Linked DNA regions of Homo sapiens: region 1 is linked to region 2. Evidence: chromatin loops called from intact Hi-C (ENCODE). Cell type or tissue: psoas muscle. All regions are shown on one strand. Links, peaks and the distances in the headings refer to the core of each region. The heading gives the core; the rest is flanking DNA. Region 1 has its middle 41 kb from the start of TMEM131. Region 2 overlaps VWA3B (von Willebrand factor A domain containing 3B).

The links. Hi-C counts contacts between places; a loop is a spot of excess contacts. Peaks named below come from ENCODE experiments on the same cell type or tissue, not always from the same donor. Only the 100,000 strongest peaks of a DNase experiment are listed, where the experiment ranks them.
Region 1: it touches region 2 in a loop (2.7-fold over the local background); 2 of 110 quality-filtered maps call a loop at or near these places.

The regions. Positions count from the first base shown.
Region 1 is chr2:98,034,266-98,038,656 of GRCh38, reverse strand. No RefSeq gene overlaps it. Among named protein-coding and RNA genes, the nearest start is that of TMEM131, 41 kb to the right of the region's middle. In psoas muscle, for the core only: no CTCF peak of the experiment used is centred there; a DNase peak (open chromatin) is centred at 1,836; H3K27ac peaks cover 2,221 bases.
Region 2 is chr2:98,156,178-98,160,568 of GRCh38, reverse strand. The region is part of intron 7 of VWA3B (von Willebrand factor A domain containing 3B); the gene reads right to left. Among named protein-coding and RNA genes, the nearest start is that of VWA3B, 71 kb to the right of the region's middle. In psoas muscle, for the core only: no CTCF peak of the experiment used is centred there; a DNase peak (open chromatin) is centred at 1,948; H3K4me3 peaks cover 357 bases; H3K27ac peaks cover 2,930 bases.

The DNA.
Region 1 (4,391 bases), core at 74-4,073, 120 kb after region 2:
CCAGCTATTCAGGAGGCTGAGACAGGAGAATCACTTGAACCCAGGAGGTGGAGGTTGCAGTGAGCCAAGATCGTGCCACTGCACTCAAGCCTGGGCGACAGAACAAGACTCTGTCTCAAAAATAAATAAATAAATAAATAAATAAATAAATAAATAAATGAAAAGGAAGAAGGAGACCTGGCAGAGAAACGCTATATCTAAATAGTGCTGAGGCATTTGGCTTGATGCCAGAGACCCAAAAATAATAAAATCATAAATGTAAATATATGTATTTTCTTCTTATTTCTGAAATTTCTGAAACTCTAGCTGGCTTACTTCTTGGGTTAAAACATAAAAGTTATTTGATCAAATGTATTATTATTACTGACAGTGAGTCCATACAGGCCTGCAGCAATATCTCTGATGCTGCTCACAAGATCTCTGAAAAGCAGCTATTTACATGTCCATTTTATAGACAGGAGGGTTAAACTCATAAAGATTAAGTTAGTTTTCCAAGGAGCAAGTAGGAGAGCTGGCATCAAGCCAACTTCTTTTCAGAGGCTTACACTTGCTGGCCATCCCAGGGGCTCCTGGCCCATTTGGGTTCAAATCCTGCCAGCAGGAGGTTCCATAGAAATGATAAAACAGAAATAGCCATCAGGGCCAGCTGCCTAAGCCTGCAACGAGCCAGCCACCCAGGACCACATGCTAAGCAGGGGGCCTCTCCTGGGGTTTGGTGCTTTGCAACTGGCATGTTGAAATTCCTAATAATTTGATCTTTGAATCTATGCTCTATTAGTGAAGGCCAATGCAACATGCTCCAGGGGGGCTTGGAGCCTCAGCTCACATGCGGTCCCACTCCTGCTGCCTCCCAGCCTTTCTGGGCTCAGTTGCCCACTCCTTACCCTCAACCAGCAGCTGCCACTGCCCTCCACTCCTGCTGGGGGCCTGGGCATGCCACCATGACCAAAAGAGCATATTAAATAGCAAATTTTAAAAATGCCTTATCAGGTCAAGAAAGAAAAAGAGAGACTGCAAAGGAAAGGAAACAAGCCTTTTTCCTTCTTTATAAGCATGTAGATCCATGCTTTTATCTTGCACTGGTCCTTGAAAATTATATAACCAGCCTTGATAGCAGTGACCTATTATACTGTCTAGAAAAGCAACATGAATGTGCCCAGAAGCCCATGAGCTGCTTGTTGGCTGACTTAACACAGCCCCAACATTCCAGATTTTTAAAACCTATTTTTAATACTAAAAGTAGCTCTCCAGGGACACTCAGCCTGTCACACTGCTCTCAAAAGACGGACCAGTCTTCACAGCTGGTCCATAGCTCAGAACTCTGAGCAAACCAGTTATCAGCTCCCTTAAAAGAGCAAGAGCTAACCCTCTCCTGCAACGGAACTCATCCTCCTTACACATACTCTTAGATTGTGATAGTCTATGTATAAGTAAATTATGATTATTTTGTTCATTTCTAAATTCTACCAGTAGAATCCCAGGGATGTACTTAAAAAGTCAGTCGTGAGCTTTTCCCTTAATTTTACTATTCAATGGGAGTGTGGAAGGGGAGACTCATCTGTCCTCCACCTTCCTGCCAGCTGGTTGCCGTTGACTTCCGAAGATTAAGGTTGCAGCTTTACCACTTGTTTCTGGGTATGTGTCAGCCTTTTTAGATTAAACACAATTATTGCCTAAAGTGGGGCTAAGTTTTGTTCCAAGTCTACTGCGAGCATGCGTGTGTTCTCTCTACCTACCGTGTTGCTGCGGGGAGATTCAGCCCAGCGCTTGTCACTGCTCCAGGCAACAGCTGACAGGCAGGACAGGCTCCTCCTGGGCCTGCTCTCAGGCAGCTGGCAGGAGAAGAGGCTGTGCACTTGAGCCCTGTCCAGTAGCAACCTGGTCACAGAAGGGAAGCAGGTGGCCTGGAGCTGGGACAGCAGGGACTGAGAGGTTCTGCTGCCCTGTGACTGGACAGTGCTGGGTGCAGAGAGCAGCAGGATGCCCCCAAAGGACAGCCACAGTCTTCCTCATGCCCTGTGCATTGGGGACCCAAGGAACAGAGTAGAGATCACACCTGTGACTGCAAGCAGGTGAAGAGCCTGCCTGTGTGGGGCCCCTGAGGGACGGTGCTTGAAGCTGCTCCAAAGAAAGCCGAGCCCACGGAGGCTGGAGTCTTGCACAGGCTCCCTGGCACATGAGCTCAGCCTATTAAAAGTGCTTGCTTAGCCCAATGGGGACTGACAGCCAATGGTCATGAAAGATTTTATTGGGGTGATGGAAACACTATAAAATTGGATTATGATGGTGGTTGCACAGCTCCATACATTTACTACGCTATTGAATTGTACACTTAAAACAGGCGAGTGTTATGGTACATAAATTATACTTCAATAAAACTCTTTAAAGAAAAACAGAAAGAGGATATATTTTATATACATACATATATATATATATATATATATATATACACACACACACACACATATATATACTTTCATTTCTTTCAAAATTCCTGTCTAGTCAGATCCTAGCTCCAGGTTGCATTTATGTTCTTGCTTTTAAATTTTACTGATGTGTAATTTACATAGAATTAAATGTGCACTTTGATAAGTTTTGGAAAACGTAGACATCTATGTATCCACTGGCACGATCGTGATATAGAACATTTCATTCCCCCAGCAAGTTCCCTCTAGCCTCTCTGCAGTCAGCCCTCTCCCTTATCCCAGCCACAGGCCACCACTGATCTGCTTTTTGTCACTATAGATTAGTTTAGACTCTTCTAGAATTTCATATAAATATACTCTTTTGTGTCTGGCTTCTTTTAGCCAGCATAATGTTTTTGAGATGCATCTTGTGCTCCCCTTTAAAAACAAAACAATTCGTGTTGGTGAGTTCTCCAATGTGAAAAAGGCTTCTCTATTCCAAGAACAAGTTTTCCAAATTAGGAAACAACTTTGCTTCAATAGTCTAAGGCTTTTGGTTGAAAATGTTTTTCTTAATGATGAGTTTGAAAGAGGATCCAAACTTAAGAAGTTATTGTTGCCAGGCACGGTGGCTCATGTCTGTAATCCCAGCATTTTGGGAGGCTGAGGCGGGCAGATCACGTGAGGTCGGGAGTCCGAGACCAGCTTGACCAACATGGAGAAACCCCGTCTCTACTAAAAATACAAAATTACCCAGGCGTGGTGGTGCATGCCTGTAATCCCAGCTACTTGGGAGGCTGAGGCAGGGGAATTGCTTGAACCCGGGAGGCGGAGGTTGTGGTGAGCCGAGATCACGCCATTGCACTCCAGCCTGGGCAACAAGAGCGAGATTTCGTCTCAAATAAATAAAAAGTTATTATTAAGTTATTGTTAAGAATTTTACTTCTAATTTAGAAATCGTTTTCTAAAATTACCCTTGCTAAACTAAAAAAAAAAAAAAAAGACAGCAAGAAAGGACTTAGGTTAGAGAGAAATAAACAGGCTAAGATAGAAGTATTTTAAACTAAAAAACTTACCCAAAGATATCACATATGTAAAGTTTACAAACCAGGTGAGTAATTCCTTAGGAAAGGCAGAATATTTCTGTTAGGGACGAACTGCCCCAAAAAAGCTTCTTGGTACTGCCGACACTTCCCCCAAACCTCTCCGTGCTGCCCACTCCTCCCGCTTATGCTCTGCAACCCTTCGTGCCGCCCACCCTTCCCCCTGAGCCCCGTTACACTTCTAAGCCCTTATCTAGGTGCCGTGGTGAAGCCAGCAGACTTCACCTACCAGGCCTTGCTGCGATAAGCAAACCCCAATTACAAGCCATCGGACCGCACAGTGGGAGGTTGTGGGAAGCATAAACCAACTTTACCTACACCCTCCTGTAAATTCTACCATAAACGTCACAAGGCAGTATGTGGTAAAATTAACCAGCAAACAACCCCGGGATGCGGCCATGCCAAAGGACTCCCCCAAACTCCCCTCCCCACTATAAACCCCTCATTTTGTAAGCTCAGGGCTGCTCCTCTGACTGTTAAGAGGGCAGCCGGCAGGTTAACAAAGGCTTGCCTGGACTTGGGCCTCTCTCTGTCTTGTCCTTTCTCTCTCGGCTGACCTTACATTCCATTTTGAGGTATATAGTAGACACTCAAGTAATTTTTGAAAGATTGGATGAATTTGAAAATATTTATAGAATTCACAGGAACAGATGTCTCTCCAAACTTGCCTAAATTACTACATGAAGCAGTCAGTATGAAATTTGCCTTTAGTGATGGATGTGAATCCAAAAGTATCTGAGACAGATCTCAATCAAATTAGAACATTTATTTTGCCAAGGTTAAGGGGCGTGCCCATGACACAGCCTCAGGAGGTCCTGACGACATGTGTCCAGGGTAGTCAAGGTGCAGCTTGCTTTTATACATGTTAGGGAGACAGGAGACC
Region 2 (4,391 bases), core at 299-4,298:
CAGGGTCAAAGGAGAAAGTTCCGAGGAAACCCAGTCGGCTCTTGGTCATCCAGGGACAGGGAAATGTGTCTCTGGGACAGCAGTGACCGGGACGTGCTCCCTGTGCAGGCAGTATCTAGGATTATCACTACCCCAGTCTAGTGATCGTGATGAAGCAGCTACAGACTGCTATGTCGGTGATCAGAGAGCAACACAAGTCCATCTGATTTGCTTTGCTTAAAAACAAAAGAAAAGAAAACAAAACAAAACAAAAAAACAGTGAAAAAGAAAGCTACAGAACAGTAAAAGCATCATGACAATGCACAGGTTTTATTTCAAGTTATTCCTCACACAGTAAGGAAGCACTGCCAGTTTTATCAAGGTCACTTTTAAGGACTTAGTTGGGATCTCAGATAGCCACAGCCGAGGGACAGAGCCCCATTGGGGATGGAAGACGATGGGGGCACAGGAAACCCCGCTGTTCAGACCTCCGTGAATTTGAAATTCTCCAGGCTACACCAGGGAGGAGATGAAACAGCAGGAAGCTGTATGTATCTTTATGTATCTTTTTTTTTTTTTTTTAATGGATTCTTGCTCTGTCGCCCAGGCTGGAGTGCAGTAGCACGATCTAGGCTCACTGCAACCTCTGCCTCCCAGGTTAAAGCGATTCTTGTGCCTCAGCCTCCCGAATAGCTGGGATCACCACCACACCTGGCTAATTTTTGTATTTTTTTAGTAGAGATGGGGTTTCACCATGTTGGACAGGCTGGTCTTGAACTCCCTGACCTCAGGTGATCCACCCGCCTCAGCCTCCCAAAGTGCTGAGATTACAGGCATGAGCCACCGTGCCCAACCAAAGCTGTATGTATCTTGACTGTCAAGGTGGAAGCCAACTAAGGTCTGCCTGACAACAGAAGCTGGATACGGTTCCTAATGGAGTCATTCAGGAGACCTAGTGGATTCTCCAACCAGAATGCATGCCTGCCCAATCCCCCGCCTTGCATGACTGCTGCCCTCCCAGACACCTGGTAACAATTTGAAGGCCGGGCGCAGTGGCTCACATCTGTAATCTCAGCACTTTGGGAGGCCTAGGCAGGAGGATCACCTGAGGTCTGGTGTTTGAGACCAGCCTGGCTAACATGGTGAAACTCCGTCTCTACTAAAAATACAAAAATGAGCCGGGTGTGGTGGCAGGTGCCTGTAATCCCAGCTACTCAGGAGGCTGAGGCAGGAGAATCTCTTGAACCTGGGAAGCAGAGGTTGCAGAGAGCCATTGCACTCCAGCCTGGGTGACAGAGAAAGACTGCATCTCAAAAACAAACAAAAAAACCAAACCAAAACAAAACAAAAAAACAATTTGCAGGCTCGTGTTAAAATGCTAACATACCTGGGAGCAATGTCACAGTCTGCTGCTGTTTTTCATTAGCACCTAGTATTGACTTCTCAGACTGGCTAGTTTGACAAATAAAATGAGACTCAGGACAGGAAGTTTTGATGTCAAGGAGAAAAGTCCACAGGATACCTGCTGCCAAATGCCATTTCCCTGTCCAATCTTCCACATCTCACCTACAGGATAAAACCCAGTTGCCAGAGTCCAGTTCATTAATACGGTCATTTGGCAAGTATGTGTTGAGCATCTCCTCTGTAGTGGGTGGGTCCTATTGGTGCTGGGGATGCAGTGACCAGGGCCCAGCTCCCTGGGCTGGCATTGAGGTCAGGGTTCAAAGCTCCCATGACACTCCTCTAACACTCTGCACCATGAACCCGGTCAGAGCACTGTCCTCTCAGCCCTGTCCTCTGTATCAGAGGACTGAGCCCTCCGCTGCACCCACCCCGTCCCACCCTTCACTGAAGACATAGTCTTGACTCCACCACCCCCAGGAAACGGTGAGCTGCCTCCTACTCCCCCTTCTCAGTCCCGTGGAATGAACCAGGGCACCACTAGACTCCATCCTCTTGCTGCCAGGACACGCTCGGGCCGCACCATTAGTGAACCTGTCCATGTGTGCATTTCAGTTCCTGGCTGCCTGTCACTCAACCTCCAATTCCCAAGAACACAAAGAACTAGAAGCCTGTGATGGTGACATCATTCTGTGCATGACCTTGAGTCCAGTCTAATTTAAGTCAGCCTTCCATGAACCCAGTGCTTATTTTTAGTAGGCAGCTGCCTACAACACAGCTCAGCACTCAGCAACATGTCCCCAGCCTGCCAGCTGTTGTGGGCTGGGGTCTGCGGCTCTCCTGCAGTGCTCGGGCACTTGCTGTGTGTGTGTGCACCGGCTGACTTTGCCAACTGGATGGTAAATGTCTTAAGCATAGGGACAGTGTCTTTTCTTTCTTTGTATCCTCCACAGCACTCAGCCCAGGTTCTATCTAGTATTTTCTGCAAGAATTTCTGTCCTCCTTTTTTATTTTTCCTTATTACATAGAAACAGTTCTGGAGCACCTAATACATTCATTCCTCATGATTACAAGAAACTCTTCAGAGGGGTGTGCAAGAGACTCAGATCATCTGAGCACATGGCTATGCCCGAGGTATTCCAGACACTGACAATGACATCCCTTAAAACACGAAGTCATTTCCTTCTAGGTTCATGCCACAGTAAGCAAGACTTCCCCCAAGTATCTGAAGTACTATCGTTTCCAGGACAGGAGGAGAAAAGCAATTAGAAAGATAGGCAGGTGCGGTGCTGATCCAAGGTACAGTTCAATGTTGCCCTGGGAGAGGGCAGCCCAGAAACAAAACCACCCTCGGGACCCTTGAGTCCCAGACCATCCCCTCGGTCCTACTGTGGCTCATTGTTTGTGGCCCTGCCCAACCCCAGGACTCTCCGGTGAAGAACTGGTCCCGCCAGGTGGCGAGCTTGCAGTCTGCCTGACCCCCAAACTCCTATTCAGTCATGCAGATTTGAAAGACTTGAATATAACTATGAAAAGGCAGTATTTTCAGGAAAAAGTAGCACATACTTCTATTTTCAGAAAGCGATATAACATTAAAAAATATAATACACTGTGAGGTGCTAAACATTCCCAGAGACCTAAAATTACCATGAGGATCTGGTAAAAGGGCCACATTGCATCCATAAAGGGAATGAAAGCAGGAAAATCAGTGGTTTTTGTCATAATAAAAAAATTCCCAGTTATTTCTATTATATTATATGTTAAGATGTTTTGTTGTTGAGAAGTAATTAAACACCTGCTAGCTTGATCCAGCCCCACTGCCCTAACCACAGAGGCACAGTGTGGGGCTGCTCTCAGTCCCACCCTATGGAAATTAACCATTCATTAATTTAAAGTGAATATAGAGTCATTTCACCATCTGGATAACCATCTAATGTTTTATTGGGGCAATGAATAGATATGTTTCACAAGAGCCATTATGTTATCTTAGAAGCAATTTCAATATGAAGAATGGGCAACTTGAGCTATCGTCTAATACGTGAATGTGGCACCGTCCTCTGGGCCCTCTCCGTCTCTTCTAAATGGCACACTATAAAATGCAAATGTAATGCAGTCTAATTGTCCAAAATTCATTTAAATGGCACACTGTAAAATGCAAATGTAATGCAGTCTAATTGTCCAAAATTCGTTTAGAAAACCCAAAAATGAACCATCACCATTCTCCCCATGGTAAAGGGTAGGTGCTCCCCCAAACTTGGTGAGAAAAATGACCGCAGACTCCAGGATGCTATGGGGCTAGTAGACCATAAAGACCCAGGGAAGGAGACAGAGAAATAATATCTAAGGAACAGATGCAAAGATGCTCATCAACAAAGTTTAGCTGAATAAATCTATTCTACTTAGGATAAGTGATACCATTTATAAGGCATCAACTCAGGGGTAAATGTTTTATTGACATGTAAATTCAGAAGAACTTTATGAGTTTCCTTTAGAGCAAATTTACAAAAAAAAAAAAAAAAAAACTGAGTTTTTTTCAGTTTTTCCATCCAAGAAAAGGCCTGAACCTCTTTCTGTTCTAAGGGATCTATAGCGCATAAAAATAACAAAGACGGTGGCAGGGCTGCTCCTTGATTTCCCATCAACCAACTCTGAACCACAAAGAGCAGGGCTAGGACTATTGTTACTGGGGAGCAACCCCGCACCGGCATCTGCTCAGCCTCTGTCCTCAGCAACGGCCCTATCTCTGTGAGGATGGTTGTGTGCGTGGGCTACTGGGGACTGGATATCACTCACGTAGATGGATCTGCTCCCAGCTCTGCCAGATCATTCAGGAATGAGCAAGTTCTAGGAGGCTAATTATCTTCTTCAAATTCAGAAGACACTGACTTAGGAACTAGGAAGCCAATGCTTTAAAATATCCCCTTCTCAGTAGGACAATCTACTTGGAGAATCATCATTCACTCATTTATTCAACAACACCCCATCATTGCCGATTATATCCGGACACTGGA